2 separate regions of the Homo sapiens genome follow, and region 2 is linked to region 1. A link is a contact called in ENCODE Hi-C or POLR2A ChIA-PET data. All regions are on one chromosome and are shown on one strand. The core of a region is the stretch at or near the end of the contact, and the rest is flanking DNA. Distances in the headings are between cores, read along the strand shown. Region 1 has its middle 16 kb from the start of RMC1. Region 2 overlaps TTC39C-AS1 (TTC39C antisense RNA 1).

Region 1 (5,646 bases), core at 940-3,439:
CTTTATTTTTTCTCTAGGAATAAAAAGTCTGCAGGCAATCCATCTAGGCCTGTTACTGAGGTTCTATGATGCCTCAGGGATTCACACTCCTTTCGCTCCCCTTACCCATCTATCCCTATAGTGTGACTTCCACTCATGCTCATCACATCATAATTGCAAAATGGATGCTTGCTTCTCAGACGGGGCCCACAGTCCCCAGGCAGGAAGAAGGGGAAGAGTGAAGGGCAAAAGAACTTTCTAAGAGGCTCTCACCCAGTGACTTCTGTTTCATCTTATTGGCCAAAATTGCGTCTAGTAGCCACCCTAGCTGCAAGGGAGTTTGGGAAATGAAGTTTGTAGGTGAATATATCATGCCCTGTAGAAACTGGAGGTTTTAGTAGGGAAGAAGGTAGAAATGAATATTGGGTTAACAACAAGCAAGCAATGGGCTTTTTTTTTTTTTTTTTTTTTTTTTGAGACGGAGTCTCATTCTGTCGCCCAGGCTGGAGTGCAGTGGTGCAATCTTGGCTTACTGCAAGCTCCACCTCCCGGGTTCACGCCATTCTGCTGCCTCAGCCTCTAGAGTAGCTGGGACTACAGGCGCCTGCCACCAAGCCCAGCTAATTTTTTGTATTTTTAGTAGAGACAGGGTTTCACCGTGTTAGCCAGGATGGTCTTGATCTCCTGACCTTGTGATCCATCTGCCTCGGCCTTCCAGAGTGCTGGGATTACAGGCATGAGCCATTGCGCCCAGCCTTTTTTTTTTTTCTTTTTCATTGCATTTCAGGGTTAGTCATGCCTTTTTTTTCTCCCTCAGACTTTAGTGAGCATCAGAAATGTTATTTCTGGCCGGGTGCGGTGGCTCACACCCAGCACTTTGGGAAGCCAAGATGGGTGGATCACTTGAGGTCAGGAGTTTGAGACCAGCCTGTTCAACATATGAAACCCCATCTCTACTAAAAATATAAAAATTAGCCTGGTGTAGTGGCCCACACCTGTAATCCCAGCTACTCAGGAAGCTGGGGCAGGAGAATCACTTGAACTCAGGAGGCAGAAATTGCAGTGAGCCGAGATCAAGCCATTGCACTCCAGCCTGGGTGACAGAGCAAGACTCCATCTCAAAAAAAAAAAAAAAGAAAGAAAAAAACAGTGCTATTTCTTAGAATTCAGATTCCTAGGCCCTATTCTGGCATCCTTGCTTGGGAGCAAACCCCTCACGTGATTATTTTCAGCCAAACTGACACCTGTTCACAGACAAACACATGAGACCACTAGTTAGTTGTGAAATTCAAACCTGAATATGAACTGTTAATAAACTAAGTCAAGGCCAGGCACGGTGGCTCATGCCTGTAATCCCAGCACTTTGAGAGGCCGAAACGGGCAGATCGCCTGTGGTCAAGAGATCGAGACCATCCTGGCCAACATGGTAAAACCCCGTCTCTACTAAAGATACAAAAATTAGCCGGGTGTGGGGGCGTGCGCCTGTAATCCCAGCTACTCGGGAGGCTGAGGCAGGAGAATCTCTTGAACCCGGGAGGCGGAGCTTGCAGTGAGCCAAGATTGCGCCACTGCACTCCAGTCTGGGCGACAGAGTGAGACTCCGTCTCAAAAAATAATAAATAAATAAACTAAATCAAAATAAAATATTAAAATCAAAATAAAAGATTTTCTCATGAATCCTCAAGTTTTGGCACAGGTGGAACCCGAAAACATTAGAATATGAGAAAACAATTAGCAAATTAATTAAGATCTTCGTTTTCATTAATTGTGAAGGCAGTTCTTTTACCTTTTGTGAAGACATTGGAGAACAAGGCAGCTAGAACCTGAGAAGCCGTGATTCTGTAGAGAGGGAAGCCTGGAGAAGGGAGGCTCACTTTTTTTTTTTTGAGATGGAGTCTTGCCCTGTCGCCCAGACTGGAGTACAATGGTGCCATCTTGACTCACTGCAACCACCGCCTCCTGGATTCAAGTGATTCTCCTGCCTCAGCCTCCCAAGTAGCTGGGATTACAGGCGCCTGCCACCACACCTGGCTAATTTTTTGTATCTTTAGTAGAGACGGCGTTTCACCATGTTGGCCAGGCTGGTCTTGAACTCCTGACCTCGTGATCCACCCGCTTCGGCCTCTCACAGTGCTGGGATTACAGGCATGAGCCACTTCAGCCCGCCGGAAGCTGACATTTGCTGCCGCTTTGTTCCACAATGAACTTGCTGCTTTGAAAGCGGTGACTGAGAGGTTGAGACACTGAGCAGAAAAGGAAAGCTAAGAAGCTGAAAAGCTGTTAAAACTTTTTTTAAGGCAGATTCAGGACTGGGACAGTAAAATCTGGGGTACAGAGCCTGCTAGAGGCAGTCCTGGGGCCCTGGAGGGGACTCTGACCTAGGAACAGGTCAACTAAAATAGGGGGAAACCTTAAGTGCAGCCTCGAGCCAGCTCTACCCTTGATGGATACCTGGCTGCCCTGCCCACTGCTGGGGTTACTGAATCAGCGCTTAGTTCATTAGTTTGTTTTTCTTCTCCTTTCTTAGTTTACTATGAGCCAGTGTTTCCGGAGCCACCAAAAAAGCTCAATATAACTCCTGGTGTTTAAGATAAGCACTTGACATGCTTGTTTTCCTTTTACAGCAGCTTAAAATGTGCGTCTGACAGTTTCTAAAACCTAAAACAACACATAGGCTTTTCTGTTTATTTTTATTCTTATTTTTATTTTAAGTTCCGCTTTTCTGTTTTGCTGAGTTTTGTTTGCTTTAATTTTTGTTTTATAGTCTTTGTTAGACTCTATGACAGATGTCTGAAGGCATATGTAGCCAAATTTGTATAGTGGCTCTCACTACTTGGCATGTTTTCAGGTGGCTTTTACTTTGTTCTTTAAACTTTCTAAAGTCCTTTTTGTTTTAAAATGAGGATGAATAATATTTACAAAGAGCTATTTCTAAAGTATGTATTTGCTGGCAAATCTTGACTACGTATCACTGTTTTGGAACCTGCTTTTTCATTTCAGAAGTGTTTTATGTTTGAATGCATCTTTCTTTCTCTCTTTTCTTTCTTTCTTTCTTTCTTTCTTTCTTTCTTTCTTTCTTTCTTTCTTTCTTTCTTTCTTTTTCTTTCTTTTTTTTTTTTTTGAGACGGAATTTCCCTCTGTGGTCCAGACTGGAGTGCAGTGGTGCGATCTCGGCTCACTGCAACCTCCACCCCCCGGGTTCAAGTGATTCTCCTGCCTCAGCCTCCCAAGTAGCTGGGATTACAGGTGCCTGCCACCATGCCCAGCTAATTTTTGTATTTTTAGTAGAGATGGGGTTTTGCCATGTTGGCCAGGCTGGGCTTGAACTTTTGACCTCAGGTGATCCACACGCCTCGGCCTCCCAAAGTGCTGGTATTACAGGCGTGAGCCACCGTGCCGGGCCTGAATGCATGTTTCTTTCTACATTTGCATTTGCATGTACATATGTATATAACAAGTGTCAGGAGTAATGTATATGGTGATTGTCTTGTACTGTGGGTGATTTCTGCTTTTTTCCCCCTATGGTTTCCAGAAGTTTCAGGAGGGTCTGCAGATGCTGGTAAGACCCCCGCCCCAGTTGGTTTCCAGGTTCTTGACACCTTTTCGAGAAAGAATTCAGGGACAAGTCAGAATGAAGGGAAAGGCAAAAAGCTTTTATTGCAAAGTGATAGTATGCACTGAAGAGAGAAGTGCAGGCATGTTTGTGAGAATGAGTCACACAGAGGGAGTTTGGGTTTCTAATTTTATGGGTGTTTCTTTAATTAGGGGGTGAAATAATCATTAGGTATTTTGGAAGAGGGGGGATTTCAGGGACCCCCCACTGTCCCACACCCCCAGGTACCACCCCCTTTCTCCCTGATTTGGGTTTGCACTGAAGAGTCATGGACATGTCACCCTGTCTCTGTTGCCAAGGCTGGAGTGCAGTGGCGTGATCTCGGCTCACTGCAACCTTTGTCTCCTGGGCTCAGGTGATCCTCCCGAGTAGCTGGACTATAGGCGTATGCCACCATGCCCAGCTATTTTTTTTTTTTTTTTTTTGTATTTTTGGTAGAGAAGGGGTTTCACCATATTGCACAGGCTGGTCTCGAACTCCTGACCTCAGGTGATCTGCCCTCCTCAGCCTCCCACAGTGCTGGGATTACAGTCATGAGCCACCAAACCCAGCCTTCTCCTCCTGATTTTGGGTTTTCTGTTATCCCACAGTTTCTTTGCCTAGCTCTTGTTTAAGCTCTTGTGTGGATTCTTCCATCCTCTTGCGAGCACCCAGTGATCTTCCTATCTCATTCCCCCTTCAGAGATTTCCATCCCTTATTCTTAAGGGTTGATGAGGGAGGAGGTCAGTCATCTGTGTCGTCTTCTTGCTGATTTAAGGGCGCTGGCCCTGCCTACCAAAGGATTGGAAATCTCTGGCTGCTGGTCTAAGGATCCCAGGCTGCATTAGCAGGAGAGTCCCATGCTGAGACAGGAATTGGCTGAAATCCTTGCATCACCATCATCTTTACATGGAGTTGCTGTAACCTAGAAGATATAAACTTTATAAGGAAGTTGAATACGCATGGGCCAAATATTTTTATTATTATTATTTTATTTATTTTTTGAGACAGAGTCTCACTCTGTCACCAGGCTGGAGTGCAGTGGTGTGATCTCGGCTCACTGCAACCTCCGCCTCCCAGGTTCAAGCAATTCTCCTGCCTCAGCCTCCTGAGTACCTGGGACTACAGGCGCGTGCCACCATGCCCAGCCAATTTTTGTATTTTTAGTAGAGACAGGGTTTCACCATATTGGCCAGGATGGTCCCAATCTCTTGACCTCATGATCTGCCCGCCTCAGCCTCCCAAAGTGCTGGGATTACAGGTGTGAGCCATCATGCTCGGCCCAATGGGCCAAATACTAACAATAAGATCACCATTAATGGGCCTAAAAGTGGTAAAACCAGGTAACAGAAAGTAGAGCAGCCTTAACGCATTCCCTTTGGAATCGGCCAAAAGGTTTTCCTTTCCAAAGGTGTGAAGCCCTTTTGCTTGGTCAGCTGTGCCTGAATTCCAAAGTGGGGGAAGGTATGGCGAGGCGTGACTGACTCCCAGCTTCCTGTCATGACCTGAACTAGGTTTTCAGGCTGTTTCGGTTGTTGTTTGGATTCCCTTTGGCCAAGAGAGAGATCCATTCTGTTGGGGGCTTCTAATTTTTTTTTTTTTTTTTTTTTTTTAGTTTATATTTTCTCTTTTTTTGTCAACGCATCCCAGAGGCAGTGTTGATGGCCAAGCTTTCATTCTGGCCCATATTGATGCTGGGGTGGCATGCTACAGGCCCTGGGTCCTTCATGTCCCCTAGTGGGACCCCTATGGCCAAGAGACTTAGAGTCAAAAAAACTTATTGCCAATTAAACATGCTAGACAAGATAGGAATGGAGGTGGGCAGGGACTCAAGCTTCAGCCTGTTTTCCCTTTGCTCCCCCTTTCCCTTTTGTGTGCACTTTTAGGTCTGAAGGTTTGTCCTTTCCTGCTGCCTTCTTTTTTGGCTTCGTTTCTACTTTTGCAGGAGCAGGGTTAGGGGACAACTGTGCCCATCTCCTCCTGGGCTTTTCCTTCACAGCCCTCTTGACTGAGCTGACCTTCCTCCTGGGCATGTTGGTGGTGGGGAGGGGGCCTGCCGGGTGCCTACGGGCAA
Region 2 (5,646 bases), core at 821-3,320, 520 kb before region 1:
CAGTGCACTTGACTTCAGCCAAATAGGATTTATCCGAGTGTTTCCTTTGGAAGTTGAGAGACAGAGAGAGTGGAAAAAAGGGAGAAAAAAAGAGAAAAAGAAAAGCCAGCGAGTGGTGGAAATAACCCACTTCCTTTCTGCAGTGGGTGTTGCCAGTATTTTGTGGTTCTTCATTTGATTTCACTGTGAAAATGAAACTTTAATTTCAAATGATCAGTAAAAGAAGGTAGATTTTAAAAAATAAGGTGTTGTGGTTGCAAATGACAGAAAAACCTGACCCAAACTGGCTCAGCAAAGCAAACATATTGATTGGTGTAGAGAAGTTTTACAAAATGAGGCTGTATCCCTGGCTTCAACACTAACCAGGACCCAGTTTCTCCTCTTGACCTCTTAGCTTTGCCACTTTGGTGTTTATTGGCTCTATTCTCAGACAGGGCCGCCTCTCCTGGTCCCAAAAGGTTTTTGGAAGCTCCCAGAGCTACATGCTTGCTGGCTACATCCAGCGGGAAGGCATTGCTTCTCTAACAGCTTAACTGAAATCCCCTAATTAAATCTCACTGGCTTTAATTGGCAAGATTGTAGTCAGGTGCCCATCTTTGCACCAATTAATGTGAGTAGGAGGGGCAGATCATGCTAATTGGATTATGCCAGTCAGGGTCTGCTCCAGGACCTGGATGGGTAGAACCTATTTCACCCAAACTACCTGGCTGGGAAATCCCAGATCTGTTAGGAAAAGAGAGGTAGGGAATGGATGTGAGAGCGACAATCAACAAACATACCCTACCCTTGTCTTCCTGAACATGTTTTGAATTTTTGGAATTACATTCGGTTTTTTTCTTGAGACAGGGTCTCACTCTTTACCCAGGCTGGAATGCAGGGGCGAGATCATGGCTCAATGCAGCCTTCACCTCCCAGGCTCAAGTGATCCCCCTACCTCAGCCTCCTGAGTAGCTGGAACTACAGGCACATGTCACCACACCCAGCTAATTTTCGTATGTTTTGTAGAGATAGGGTTTCGCTGTGTTGTCCAAGCTGGTCTCAAACTCCTGAGCTCAGGTGATCCGCCCACCTCGGCCTCTTAGAGTGCTGGGATTACAGGCATGAGCCACCCATGCCTGGCCTGGAATTATACTTTAAATGCATTCGAAGAATAAAGTACCACAAGAAAACCTTACTGTGTGTACTTTGGTTGTATTACATTTTTCAGTGATGCTAACAGTCATGCCTTTGTGCATCTTTTTGTAAATCCATATTATCCATCAAAATAAATACAGGTTCCCAAAATGTTTGGAATTCTAAGAAGGAGGAGAGTAGGGAAATTAATATCACTATTTTTATGTTGTGCTAGCTTTACCCATTCAGCTCTTCTACTGAAGGTGAAGTAAGATTTAATTAACTACCTTTAACTAGAAGGCAAATCAGGTCAAGGGTTGCTATGTAAAACCTATTAAATTGTTTAGCCTAAAGCTGCCTTCTTACGTATTTTAGCCTAAAGATTTCTCCGTACATAGTGAACTGTAGCCTAACTGGATGCATAAACAGACTGTAACAAACTCTTGTAACAAGTAGCGGAGTTTCAGCCAATCACAGCAGCCAACTGTTCAAACCGTAGCCAAATAAGGCAGACCCCGAGCTGTAAACAACCTGACTGTTTCTGTATCTCACTTCTGTTTTCTTTATGTCACTTACTTTCTTCTGTCCATAAATCCTCTCTGACGCATGACAGCGCCAGTTGCTCTGAATCTATTCTGATGGTGGAGTTGCCCAATTCTCCAATTGTTCTTTGTTCAATTAAACTCTGTTAATTTATCTAAAGTCTTTCTTTTAACAAACCATACAGCAAGTTCCTTCCTTTTCTGCTCATAGGTGGATCACTAACTTGCCTCTAAGGAAGGGAACATAGTTGTGGACCAGTGAGGTTCACCTGGCTGTTTTTGCAGTTGGATGTGTGTCTCTGAGAGGACACTCATGGCTGCCCTGGGAAACCACAGCAGTTACCATGGGCCAGGAAACCATCCCCCTTTGGGTTGGACGCCTCCTCACCTGCCTTTTCATAAACCACATAGCCACTGGAGTGCAGTAATGGTTTAGGCAGGTGTTTACTAGAGATCATTGTTCTGCTGCTGTAGAGAGTCAGGGACAAAACTGGGGAAGAAGGCATTGTCTCTCCTCCACCGCTTTCCTCCCCTGGGAAGCTTAAGCAGTGATCTCTCCTGCACTAGCCCTTGACTGGGGTGTGTCTTTGAGTGTGACTGCAGGTCTTCTGTTGGTCTTCAGATAGTTTCATTCTCTCTCCCCATTATGCCTCCCTTCCCTTTAACCCATCTCCTTCCTTTTCATTGATAGTCCCTGTTCCCTGGATCTACCATCCCTCCCTCTTCCTTAGAGATAATCAAGTTTTCCTCTCCTTTGGTCCCTCCTCATGACTTGCACATTTTGCAGCCTTGGGTGAATGTCCATTACTTCTCTTGTCTGTCTACTGACTTGTTCTGCAGAGGGAGAGGCCGTCTCTGGTTTCAAGACATGTGTCTACTGAGTCCCTGGAGAGGAAAGTAGATGAGTTCCAGTCCCATGGATAAGGGAAGTGTTAAATGGTAGCAGGTTCTATTCAGTGCCCTGGTGGGTTTTCTCTGGATTGTTTAACAGCAAAAAAAATCTTTCCACTAGAATTTTTTAAACTGGTATTTTAGGTTTGGAGGTACATGTCCAGGTTTGTTATAGAGGTAAACTCATGTCACAGGGGTTTGTTGTACAGATTATTTCATCACCCAGGTTCTAAGCCCAGTGACCAATAGTTATTTTTTATGATCCTCTCCTTTTTCCCAGCCTCTACCCTCAAGCAGACCCTGGCGTCTGTGGTTCCCCTCTTTGTGTCCATATGTTCTCATCATTTAGCTCTCACTTATAAGTGAGAACATGTGGTGTTTGGTTTTCTGCTCCTGTGTGAGTTTGCTAAGGATGATGTCCTCCAGCTCCATCCATGTCCCTGCAAAGGACATGATCTTATTCTTTTTTATGGTTGTGTGGTATTCCACGGTATATATGTGCCACATTTTCTTTATGTCATCTACAGTTGATGGGCATTTAGTTTGATTGCATGTCTTTGTTACTGTGAATAGTGCTGCAGTTGAATTATGTGTCTTTACGAAGACATGTGTACATGCGTCTTTATGACAGAACGATTTGTATTTCCCTGGTTATATACCCAATAATGGGAATGCTGGGTCGAATAGGAATTCTGTTTTTAGCTCTTTGAGGAATGGCCACACTGCGTTCCACAATGGTTGGACTAATTTACACTCCAACCAACAGTGGCACTATGACTAATTTCTATCTGGATTCCCCATTGTTATCTAAACAAGAAAGGTACTTTCCTTCTATTCACGTAACTTTACCTTGTTTCCTACTAAAAATCCTGGGCTTATGCTAAGGTAGTATTAATCTTTTCCTGCATAAACAGAAGGCAAATGGCATGTCCGAGCTCTTCTCTCCAATCAGTAGGCTTCTCCCCTGACTGCAGGAGGAAGAAGGAGATACCTTTTGGTTCATCTAACAAAGTATATGAATCTATTTTGGGTGGAAGCAGCAGCAGTATTGGCATTTGCTTCTCAGAGTGGATTTGTTTCCAAATCTTAAAGTGTAGTCAGATTCCCTCGGACATTCGAGAGCATGCAGTAGGTGTTCATGACCTGTTTGTAAGTTGAATGGTGAGGGTGAGCTACAGAGGGGATGAGTTGGACTCAGAGGGGAAAGGAGATTAGGCCAGGAGTCTAAATCGTGGGTTATGACTCTGGTCCTGCAATGCACTGACTTTGTGATTTGGGGCAATTTTACTTCATCTCTTTCAGCCTCAATTTCCCCATTTATAATATGAAGATAATCAGTACCTTCAAGGCAAGTAAATGAGATAGTGGGCACGTGAACATGCTTTGTTAATCTGTAATACCAAGATATTATTAGAACCTATACAATTTATTTTCAGATATTAAAGTCAGTGTGTCCTTCTGTTCACATATTTACTTGTCAACAGTATCTTGAAATTCCCAGCTAAAATAAAGTCTGTGCAATTAAATAACTAGTTGCATCATATAGAGATGATTAATTTAAACTGTTTCGAATATAAACAATACATGTTCACTATTGTTAATGCAGCATGAGGAAGAAGTACAGATTTTCTTCAGAATGTATAAAAATATAAAATAGTCTGGGTGAGGTGGCTCATGCCTGTAATCCCAGCACTTTGGGAGGCCGAGGTGGGTGGATCACCTGAGGTCAGAAGTTCCAGACCAGCCTGGCAAACATGGTGAAACCCTGTCTCTACTAAAAATACAAAAACTAGCCAGGCCTGGTGGCACCCATCTGTAATCCCAGTTTATCAGGAGGCTGAGGCAGGAGAATCGCTTGAACCCAGGAGGCAGAAGTTGCAGCGAGCCGAGATCATGCCACTGCACTCCAGCCTGGGCAACAGAGTGAGATTCCATCTCCAAAAATAAATAAATAAAGATAGTAAAAATATCTACATTTTAGAGTTCTTCATTTGGACCTGAATTATTTCTGCTTTAATAATCCCTAAGTATTATTTTGGACAAAGAAATAGATAATATTTGGTATGAAGAGTTTTAAAATGCACCTCTATGTTCTGTGTGTCCAACATGTTTTGCAGTCAGCTCTTGTTTACAAGGACATATGCATTGCTAATATAAAATAATTCCTTGTTGGTAAGTCACTTATGTTTTGCTCTGGGGTTACTTAGCAATCCGTGTGTCTCAACCCAGAACTCTGTGCCACGGAATTCCCCTAAAGTAACTTAAGGAACCTGTTGAAGAAAAAGTTTTCTATCTGCAAGTAATTCATAACAGGTATCTCCTTTATGCACAGCCTAGAGCTCATGAGCCTGATACTCTGGTTTTTCGTAGTATACTCACTGGGTGCTCCGACTGTGTCAGCAACAGGGGTAAGTGCTGGCAATATTTAGGCAAATATGACAAGGCCCCTGCCCTAGAGAAGCTCATCCTGATGAGACACGTAGCCAGATACACATTCATAGCACAATATGGTAAGTGTCATAGTAGACCTTGGTGCCAAGTTTGTCAGAATCCATTTATTCCTGGACTGATTTAACACTATCTCCCTAGATGATTATAACAAACTTATATCTTATGCATTGATAATTACTGATGTTTTTATTAATTTGTTCATTCTTTACACCTTTAGAGTTCAGATATGGGCCACAGTAGATCGCCTGTCTCACTAATTTACAGTTAATCCTTGGTTTTTTGATCGCCGTCTCCCCCCCACCCGCCCCCGCCCCGATAGCATTAACCAGTTTGTATTCCTCTGCTGGTCAATGAAGACAGATAATCACTGTTTTTGATTACTTTCACGTCCATCTTCAAAAGATGATCTACCCCAACCGAAGATACTTAAAACGATGTGAACAAATTTTTGAAGACAATTGCAGGAGGTAAATTAGAAAGATGAAAATAATACCTTAAAGAAAGCATCTGTAGTCTCCTAAGGTATGTAAAGGAGAAAATAACTGCTACAGTGTATAATATTGTTTATTTGTTTTTAAAAATTTGGGCTGAGCATGGTGGCTAATGCCTACACTTTGGGAGGCCACGGTGGGTGGATCACTTGAGCTCA

What was found. A loop is a pair of places that touch in the nucleus more often than their neighbours do. ChIA-PET counts read pairs that join two places held with the same protein, here RNA polymerase II (POLR2A). Pooled maps may share reads with other maps.
Region 2: a loop to region 1 is called in a pooled map, with 2.4 times the contacts of the local background. The contact joins two enhancer-like sites. A Hi-C loop is called at or near these places in 1 of 168 maps with a recorded cell type or tissue (Right ventricle myocardium inferior), 2 of 37 single-sample maps with no recorded cell type and 1 of 50 pooled maps. POLR2A ChIA-PET finds 5 or more read pairs at or near these places in 1 of 52 experiments (T-cell).

Annotation. Positions count from the first base shown.
Region 1 is chr18:23,484,959-23,490,604 of GRCh38, reverse strand. No RefSeq gene overlaps it. Among named protein-coding and RNA genes, the nearest start is that of RMC1, 16 kb to the left of the region's middle. RefSeq lists an enhancer at 2,193-2,362. Within about 2 kb of position 2,189, at least 19 of the 41 ENCODE cell types and tissues checked have a DNase peak (open chromatin) inside an H3K27ac peak, as active enhancers do.
Region 2 is chr18:24,006,240-24,011,885 of GRCh38, reverse strand. TTC39C-AS1 (TTC39C antisense RNA 1) reads left to right here. Exons shown (of 6, transcript NR_110796.1): 3 at 5,400-5,519. It also overlaps a transcript of TTC39C not described here. Among named protein-coding and RNA genes, the nearest start is that of TTC39C, 5.7 kb to the left of the region's middle. RefSeq lists an enhancer at 1,757-1,886. Within about 2 kb of position 2,070, at least 7 of the 41 ENCODE cell types and tissues checked have a DNase peak (open chromatin) inside an H3K27ac peak, as active enhancers do.